Regions from separate parts of the Homo sapiens genome. Here region 1 is linked to region 2. A link is an interaction called in ENCODE POLR2A ChIA-PET data of the cell type or tissue named here. Cell type or tissue: Panc1. All regions are shown on one strand. Links, peaks and the distances in the headings refer to the core of each region. The heading gives the core; the rest is flanking DNA.

Region 1 (4,389 bases), core at 319-4,318, 52 kb after region 2:
TGTTATCAGTTGATATGTTTTGCCTTTTGCAAATGACACCAAAAGCATCACCACAATCGAGATAATAAACAGACCCCCCCAAGCCTCCAGTGCCGCTTACCTTCCTCCCGCCCTCTCCCTCCACTCTCTCTCTGCAGCCCACTGACCTGCCTTCTGTTTTCATAGGTGATATAGTTTGGATCTGTGTCCCCACCCAAATCTCATGTCAAATTGTAATCCCCAATGCTGGAGGTGGGGCCTGGTGGGAGGTGATTAGATCGTGGGAGTGGTTTCTCATGGTTTGGCACCATCCCCACTGGGAACTCTCATCGTCATAGTGAGTTCTCATGAGATCTACTTGTTTAAAAGTGTGTGGCACCTCCCCTCCCCCCTCTTGCTCCTGCTCTAGCCACGTGACCTGACCTGCCAGGTCCCCCTTTGCCTTCCGCCATGATTGTAAGTTTCCTGAGGCCTCCCTAGAAGCAGAAGCCACCATGCTTCCTGTACAGCCTACAATTAAGCCCTCCCTTTTTTTTTTTAAATAAATTACCCAGTCTCAGATATTTCTTTAGAGCAATGCAAGAACCAACTAACACGATAGGTCAGTTTATATCTCCTTACGTTTTGAACACATGGAATCTCTTACAGTGTTTACTCTGTCATGTTGTGCCTGCTTCTTTGAGATTCTTTCATGTTGTGTGTGCGAATAATTCACTCCTTTTCATGACTGATTGGACCTCCACTGGTTGGATATAACACGGATTATCTGTTTCCACATCGATGGACATTGGGGTTGTTCCCAGTCTGAGACCATTACAGATAAAGCAGCCATGGGCATCCTTCATAGGGACAGGCAGTTTCATACTTCCCAGTGAAAGGCCTAGGAGAGGAATCATACAGCAGGTGTGTGTTAACCTTTTCAGAAACTCAGTAACAAGAATACAAAACTTTTTCAGAAACTACAAAACTGTCTTCCAAAGCAGCTGCACCATTTTGCTTTCCCAGCGTCAGTGATGGGAGATCCAGTTCCTCCATGTCCCCAGCAGCCATTGGTATAGCCATTGTTTTTAATGTAGTGCTGGAATAGGCATGCAGTGGCAGCTTGCTGTGCTTTTAGTTTGCATTTCTCTGATGATGGACGTGCTGAGAGTGCTTTCAGGTGCTTCTTTGCCACTTTTTTTTTTTTTTTTTTGAGATAGAGTCTCACTCTGTCGCCCAGGCTGGAGTGCAGTGGCGTGATCTCGGCTCACTGCAATCTCCACCTCCTAGTTTCAAGCAATTCTTCTGCCTCAGCCTCCTGAGTAGCTGGGATTACAGGTGCCCGCCACCACACCTGGCTAATTTTTTTTTGTATTTTTAGTAGAGACAGGGTTTCACCATGTTGGTCAGGCTCATCTCAAACTCCTGACCTCAGGTGATCCACCTGCCTCAGCCTTCCAAAGTGCTGGAATTACAGCCATGAGCCACCACTCTCAACCTCTTTGCCACTTCTATGTCTTCCTTGAAGTGTGTGTTCCAATCTTTTGCCCATTTTTAGTTGGGTTGTTGGTTTTCCTGCTGTTGAGTTTAAAGAGTTCTTGATATATTCTACTTACACATCCTTTATTGGATATACAATTTGCAAATATTTTGTTGGTCTATGGCTTGCCTTTTTATTCTTTTAGCATCTTTAGAAGAACAAAAGTTTATTCTACTTAATGAAGTACGATTTATTCTTTTTTCTCATATAGATTGTGCTTTTCCTATTGTATCTAGAAAATCTTTACTTTGAGAGTACAAAGATTTTCTACTGTTTTCTTCACTAATATTTATATTTTTACTTTTATACCTAGATCTATGATTAATTTTCAGTTAATTTTTTTCATGATGTGAAATACTGATCAAAGTTATGGTTTTGCATGTGGATATACAATTGTCATAGCACCATTTGTTGAAAAGACCATCTTTTCTCAGCTGAATTGTCTTGACTCTTTTGTTAAAAATTAATTCATCAAGAATTATTCACAATAGCCAAGAGGTTAAACCAACCCAAATGTCCATCGTCTGGTGAGCAGAAAAATAAATGTGAAACATGCTTACAGTGGGACATAATTCAGCCTTAAAAAGGAAGGAAATTCTCACACATGTTGCAGCGTGAATGAATCTAGGGGTTCATCTTCATAAAATGAGTCAGTCACTAAAAGACAAATACTATCTGACTCCACTAACATGAGGTTTTCTAAGTGGTCAAATTCATATGAACAGAGAGTAGAATGCCGGTTACCAGCGACTAGGGGAGGGAAAATGGGGAGTTGTTGTTTAATGGTACAGAGTTTCAGCTTTGCAAGATGAAAAAGTTTTGGAGATTGGTTGCACAACATTGTGAATATATTTAACACTACTTAAATATACGCTTAAACATGATTAAGGCCTGGTGCAGTAGCTCACACCACTTTGGGAGGCCGAGGCAGGAAGATCACTTGAGCCCAGGAGTTCAAGACCAGCCTGAGCATCATAGTGAGACATCGTGTCTTACTAAAAGAAAAAAGAAAAAAAAAAAAAACAGTTAGCCAAGCACAGTGGTTCCACCTACTCGGGAGGCAGAAGTGGGAGGATCACGTGAGCCCAGGAAGTTGAGGCTGCAGTGAGCCATGATCATGCCACCACACTCCAGCCTAGGTAACAGAGTAAGACTGTGTCTCAGAAAAAATGATTAAGGTGGTACATTTTATGCTATGCATTTTTTAACCACAATTAACCACGTATCTGTGAATCGGTTTCTGTCCTCTATGTTGTCCTGCCGACCTACTGTTGATATTGACATCATCAGTGCCACAGTGGCTTGATGACTGTAATTTTATAATATCTCTTGAAATAAATTAGCATAACTCTTCCAATTGTATCCTTCTTTTTCTTTTTTCTTTTTTTTTTTTTTGAGACAGAGTCTCACTCTGTCACCCAGGCTGGAGTGCAATGGCGCGATCTCAGCTCACGGCAACCTCCAACTCCCTGGTTCAAGCAATTCCCTTGCTTCAGCCTCCCAAGTAGCTGGGATTACAGGCACACGCCACCATGCCTGGCTAATTTTTTTGTATTTTTTAGTGCAGATGGAGTTTCACCATGTTGGCCAGACTGGTCTCGAACTCCTGACCTCAGGTGATCCACCTGCTTTGGCCTCCCAAAGTGCTGGGATTACAGGTGTGAGCCACCGCACCTGGCCATTCTTCTTTTTCAAAGTTGTTTTGGATTTTCTAGATCTGTTGCATTTTCATATGAATTTCAGCAACAATTTATCAATCCCTTAAAAAGAGCCACTGGGATTTTGGTTGGAGTTGTATTGACTCTCTAGACCAATAAGGGGAGAATTAACATCTTAAAGATATTGAGTCTTAACATGAACAAAATGTATCTTTCCATTTATTTAGCTATTCTTTAATCCCTCAGCCATATTTTGTAAAAAAAATTTTTTTTTTTTTTGAGACGGAGTCTTGGTCTGTCGCCCAGGCTGGAGTGCAGTGGTGCCATCTTGGCTCACTGAAACCTCCGCCTCTGGGGCTCAAGGGACTCTTGTGCCTCAGCCTCCTGAGTAGCTGGGATTGCAGGCATGTGCCACCATGCCTGGCTAATTTTTTTGTATTTTAATAGAGACAGGGTTTCACCACGTTGCCCTGGGTGGTCTCAAACTCCTGAGCTCAGGTGATCTGCCCACCTCTGCCTCCCAAAGTGCTGGGATTACAGTCGTGAACCACCACTCCCAGCCTACAATTTTCAATATATAAGTTTTGCACATTTTTGTCAGATTTATTTCTAAGTATTTAAGTTTTTGATGTTACTGTTAATAGAATTGCTTTTTATTTAATGTATGATTGTTTATTACTGTAGAAATACAACAGATTTTTTTTTACTTCCCTTAAAGTATGCAAACTTGCTAAACTCACTAATTACTTCTAGTAGCTACTGCATTCTACAGATTTTGTAGGATTTTCTACATAGGCAATCATTTGTCTGTGAATGAAAACAGTTTTACTTATTTTTCAATTGGGCACTTTTTTTTCCTTTTTCTTGCCTGATTGGCCTGTTTCCAGCCTGCATTGCAATTTTTAGTAGAAGTAATTAAAGTGGACATCCCTGCCTTGTTCCTGATCTTAGGGGAAAGCATTCCTTCTTTCACTATTGGGTACAATGCCAGCTGTATGTTTTTTTGCAGATGCCCTTTATCAGATTGAGGGAATTCCCTTCTATTCCTATTTTGCAGAAAGCTAATATCTGGAATGGATTTTGGATTTTGTCAAATGCTTTTTCCGCCTCTATTCCGATGATCATCTGGTTTTTCTATTAACGTGGTAAATTACTTTGCAGGATAATTTGCAAGTGTTAAACCACTCTTGCATTCCTGAAATAAATGCCACTTTGTCATGATGTATTATCCTT
Region 2 (4,389 bases), core at 241-4,240:
GAGGTGGGAGAATTGCTTGAACTGGAGAGATGGAGGCTTCAGTGAGCCACCATAGAGCCACTACGCTCCAGCCTGGGCAACAGAGTGAGACCCTGCCTCAAAAAAATGATGACGGAAATTTAGACGACACAAAGCACCTCGAACTCTCAGACGTTGCAGATGGGAGTGCAAAATGATGCTTTGGGAACCAGTCTGTCAGTTTCTTATAAAATTAGACACACCGTTACCATACGATCCAACAATCCCTCTTACAGCTATTTTCCCAAGAAAAAGAAAACTTACGGCCACACACAACTTGCATGCAAATGTTCATAGCCACTTTATTAGTAACAGCCAAGAAGTGGAAAGAACCCCGTTGTCCTTGGGTGATGACTGGACAGACAGGCTGTGGTGCACCCACACGGGGAACGCGACTCAGCCGTGACCACAGCGGGCCAGGAAGCGTGGCTGAGATGTGGGCAAATCTCAAACACATTAGGCCAAGTGAAAGAATCTGGCCTCAGAAAGCCATGTGCTGTATGATTCTATTTCTATGATATTATGGAAAAGGCAAAACTGTAGCTACAGAAGGCAGAGGGGTGGCTGTGGGTCCAGGGCGATAGGAATTCTTGCACATCCTGACGGCTGGCTTGTTTGCTAAACTCATCGAATCATATACGTACAATCTTACTTCAGTAAAGCTGCGCAGAGGCTCTTCTGAGCTCCACCCAGAAGAGCCTGTGGGCCACGCGGGGAGACACACCTGGGTGCACCGGGTGCCCTGCCGGCCACAAGGTCCATGGCAACCCAAGGGGAAGCCCCGCCTTTGGGTGGGTGGGTGGGTGGGTGGCAGGGGGAGGGCTTCCTGCAGGAGGCGGCTCCAGCTGCCTGAGGATGTAAGTGCAGGCCAGTGGACAAGTGGGTCATTGAGGCTGGGGGCAGTGGCTCATGCCTGTAATCCCAGCACTGTGGGAGGCCAAGGCAGGCAGATCACCTGAGGTCAGGAGTTCAAGACCAGCCTGGCCAACATGGTGAAACCCCGACTTTATTAAAAATACAAAAATTGGCCTGGCACGGCGGCTCATGCCTGTAATCCCAGCACTTTGGGAGGCTGAGGTGGGCGAATCACGAGGTCAGGAGATCAAGACCTGGCCGGGTTTCACCTGGCTAACACGGTGAAACCCCGTCTCTACTAAAAAAACAAAATACAAAAAAAAAAAAAAAAATTAGCCAGGCGTGGTGGAGGGCACCTGTAGTCCCAGCTACTCGGGAGGAGAATGGCATGAACCCAGGAGGTGGAGTTTACAGTGAGCTGAGATAGCGCCACTGCACTCCAGCCTGGGCGACAGAGGGAGGCCCCGTCTCAAAAAAAAAAAAAAAAATTAGCCGGGCGCGGTGGCACGCACCTGCAGTCCCAGCTACGAGGGAGGCTGGGGCAGGAGAATCGCTTGAACCCGGGAGGTGGAGGTTGCAGTGAACCTAGGTCACACCACTGCACCCCAGCCTGGGAGACAGAACAAGAGGCCATCTCAAAAACAAAACAAAAAAGTGGGTCATTGATCACGCAGCCCTTCCTGGAGGACCCCAAGGGAGAGGAGGATACAGAGGGGGTCACCAGATGTCCCATCTCCATTGCCAGCCTAGAAGTTTCCGGCCGGCGGGGGTGGCCTTTGTTTCCAGGCACCGGCCCTCAGGAGAATGTGTGTGCAGAGGTTGTGAGGCTCCGGGCGTCAGCTGGTGTCTCACGTCCCCGGCCGCGGCCTCCGCTGCTGCGGAACTGGAACCACTGACGTCACCAGCCTTCCCTCCCTCCCCTCCCCGCCACCCCCGCTCCTGGCGCCCCGGCCCGGCGTGTGTCTCCCCGCGCTGAGGGCTCACGGCGCCATCCCTTCGCTGTCTCACTCCACGTTGCCCTGATCCCCGCACCGGCACCGGGGATTAAAGACGCTGTCCCAGCCCCTGCCCCAGACTGAGCAGGCGCACGACCAATGACGAGGCGCCCCGCTAAGCAGCATCTCCGAGCTGCGGGACAAGCTCACGGCCACCAGGAGCTGGGCCGAGGGCCCGTGGGGGGAGGGCAGGTGGCACGGGTGGGCAGACGGCCTGCCGTCGCGCGCATTCCCGGGGCCTCCCAGCCAGCCTCACACCCCCTCCTGGACCCGCCCCCTTCACCGCCTGAGAGCTGGGCTTCCTGCGCCCGCCCCGTCCCTGACCCGCCCCGTCTCCCTCACCAAGGTGGCTGTGTGGAGGAGGAAGAGCAGCCGCTTTCTTGGTTGCCAGGACCATCCACGGACATCAGGGACACCTCTGGCCCAGCCGTAGGAGCAGCCACCTCCTTCCCCACTGGCAGGGCCTCCCTGGCTGGCCCAGGCTGCCCATGACTCCGTCCTACAAAAAGATCCCCCACTACCACGGGGGACCTTAGAGAAGCCACCCTGCCCACAGCCACACCTGCCTCCGTCCTCTCTGCTCACACCCCGCACCCACCTGTCCCTGGACAGGGGTCAGACGGCTGGGTCAGCGGGCTCAGGTTAGGGTCTCTGTTGTGCGGCCCCCGTCCCACTCCCGCCCTGCCTTCGTCATCACCTCTGGTCCTCCCGCTGCTCTCTCATCAGTCGCTTCCCGGAGGCTTGCCCCACGCCCCGCCAGCCTGGCGCCCACCAGCTCCGTGCCCGACAGCTATCGGCCTCTTATCTCGACAATCGGTTGCTCTTGGCCAGCCCGTCCTGCTGCAGAAAGGAACGGGGTGCAGTTCTGGAGAGGGTGGCCACAGTCTAATTCCCCCTCTGTTGTACATAGGTGGCCAGAGTCCCCCATAGAGACAGGCGGGAGGTCAGTGTGCAGGTGGGAGCAGGTGCGGGGGTCTCCCACCCAGGCCCCTCTGGGTGTCCCCACCACCAGGTGCTCCCAGCCACACTGGTGGAAAGCAGAGCCTGTCACAGTGGGGACATTAGCTGTTGAACCTCCTGTCTCCATCTGAGCTCCTGTCCCTGCCCCAGCCCGGGGGCTTCCTGCTGCACCCAATGGAGGTGACCAGGAAGCCTGGAGGGGCACACTGAGGCCTCTGATGCTCAGAAGCCCAGCACAGATCCAGCATCTGCCGAGCATGTGTGCTCAGACCCCCACGATGGCCCCCACTGAGGGACAAGGAGGGAAGCCTGGGAAGGGCAGTGCCCAGGTGGCCCTTGCTGGGGGTGGCAGGGGGGTCAGCTCCACACTGCACACATTGTCCTGGAAGCTCTGCAGGTCACCAGCACACAGAGGTAAGCGTTGCCCACCCAGGAGCCAGACACCCAAGGAGGGCTTGCAGAGTGAGAAGACAGGCCAGAGGGTGGGGAGGGCGACACGGAGGGATGGTGCAGTAAGGGAAGGCCCCGGGAGAGAAGGAGCAGAGCAGCGGGAGGAAAGCAGGGGACAGAGTGTCATGGAAGCAAGGTACAGCTCCCGCAGTGGGGAAGAGGATTCTGAGGGTCAGAGTGGTGACCTGACTTACCCAAAGCCGGCCTTTGACGCAGAGGCCCCTGCTCCTCTTCCTGTTGAGAGAAGCCAGGAATGGGGAGGGAGAGGCAGCAGGATGAGCTGATAGCCAAGATTTAGACAGGAGGGTGGGACCAATGTGTCTGAAAAGACAGTTGAGAAAGTGATGCTATGTGGCTCTAAATTGACAAATACATGTATGGGTATTGAAGAAATTTTGAAAAATGTAGCCAAATGAAAAGACAATAAAAATCACCTCTGGTCCCACCACCTAGAGCAAACCACTAGTTCACCTCTAGCTCTGTGTCTGCCAGCTGTCTTCTGCTAAATGTGATGTTTGTAACATCCTCCTTTCCGTTAAAAATGTTTAACGGCTTTATTAAAATATAATTCACGTATCATACAATTCACCAATTCACACTGCACAATTCAGTGATGTGTATTTTTTAGTGTATTTACAGAACTGTGCAGCCATCACCACAATCAATTTTGTAACATGTTCATTATCCCCCCCAAAAACCCACATCCATTAAACACACTCCCCACTCCCTGCCCCTGCAATTTCAGGCAACGACAGATGTACATCTTTCTTTTTTTTTTTTTTTTTTTTTTTTTTTTTTGAGACGGAGTCTCCCTCTGTCACCCAGGCTGGAGTGCAGTGGTGCGATCTGGGCTCACTGCAACCTCTGCCTCCTGGGTTCATGCGACTATCCTGCCTCAGCCTCCCGAGTAGCTGGGATTGCAGGCGTGCGCTAATTTTTGCCTTTTTAGTAGAGACAGCGTGTTGCAATGTTGGCCAGGCTGGTCTTGAACGCCTGATCTCAGGTGATCCACCCATCTCAGCCTCCCAAAGTGCTGGGATTACAGGCATGAGCCACCGCGCCCAGACCATTCACCAATTTAAATGGCTCAATTCAGTGATTTGTATTTTTT

Evidence for each region. ChIA-PET counts read pairs that join two places held together with the same protein. Peaks named below come from ENCODE experiments on the same cell type or tissue, not always from the same donor. Only the 100,000 strongest peaks of a DNase experiment are listed, where the experiment ranks them.
Region 1: POLR2A ChIA-PET joins it to region 2 with 6 read pairs; 7 of 35 experiments call an interaction of 5 or more read pairs at or near these places.

Annotation. Positions count from the first base shown.
Region 1 is chr11:1,328,926-1,333,314 of GRCh38, reverse strand. It overlaps LOC124902606 (a long non-coding RNA gene), which reads left to right. Exons shown (of 2, transcript XR_007062545.1): 2 at 1-82. Among named protein-coding and RNA genes, the nearest start is that of LINC02689, 19 kb to the left of the region's middle. In Panc1, for the core only: no CTCF peak of the experiment used is centred there; no DNase peak of the experiment used is centred there.
Region 2 is chr11:1,380,796-1,385,184 of GRCh38, reverse strand. No RefSeq gene overlaps it. Among named protein-coding and RNA genes, the nearest start is that of BRSK2, 6.9 kb to the left of the region's middle. RefSeq lists silencers at 869-1,042, 1,738-2,187. In Panc1, for the core only: no CTCF peak of the experiment used is centred there; no DNase peak of the experiment used is centred there; H3K4me3 peaks cover 1,175 bases; H3K27ac peaks cover 1,730 bases.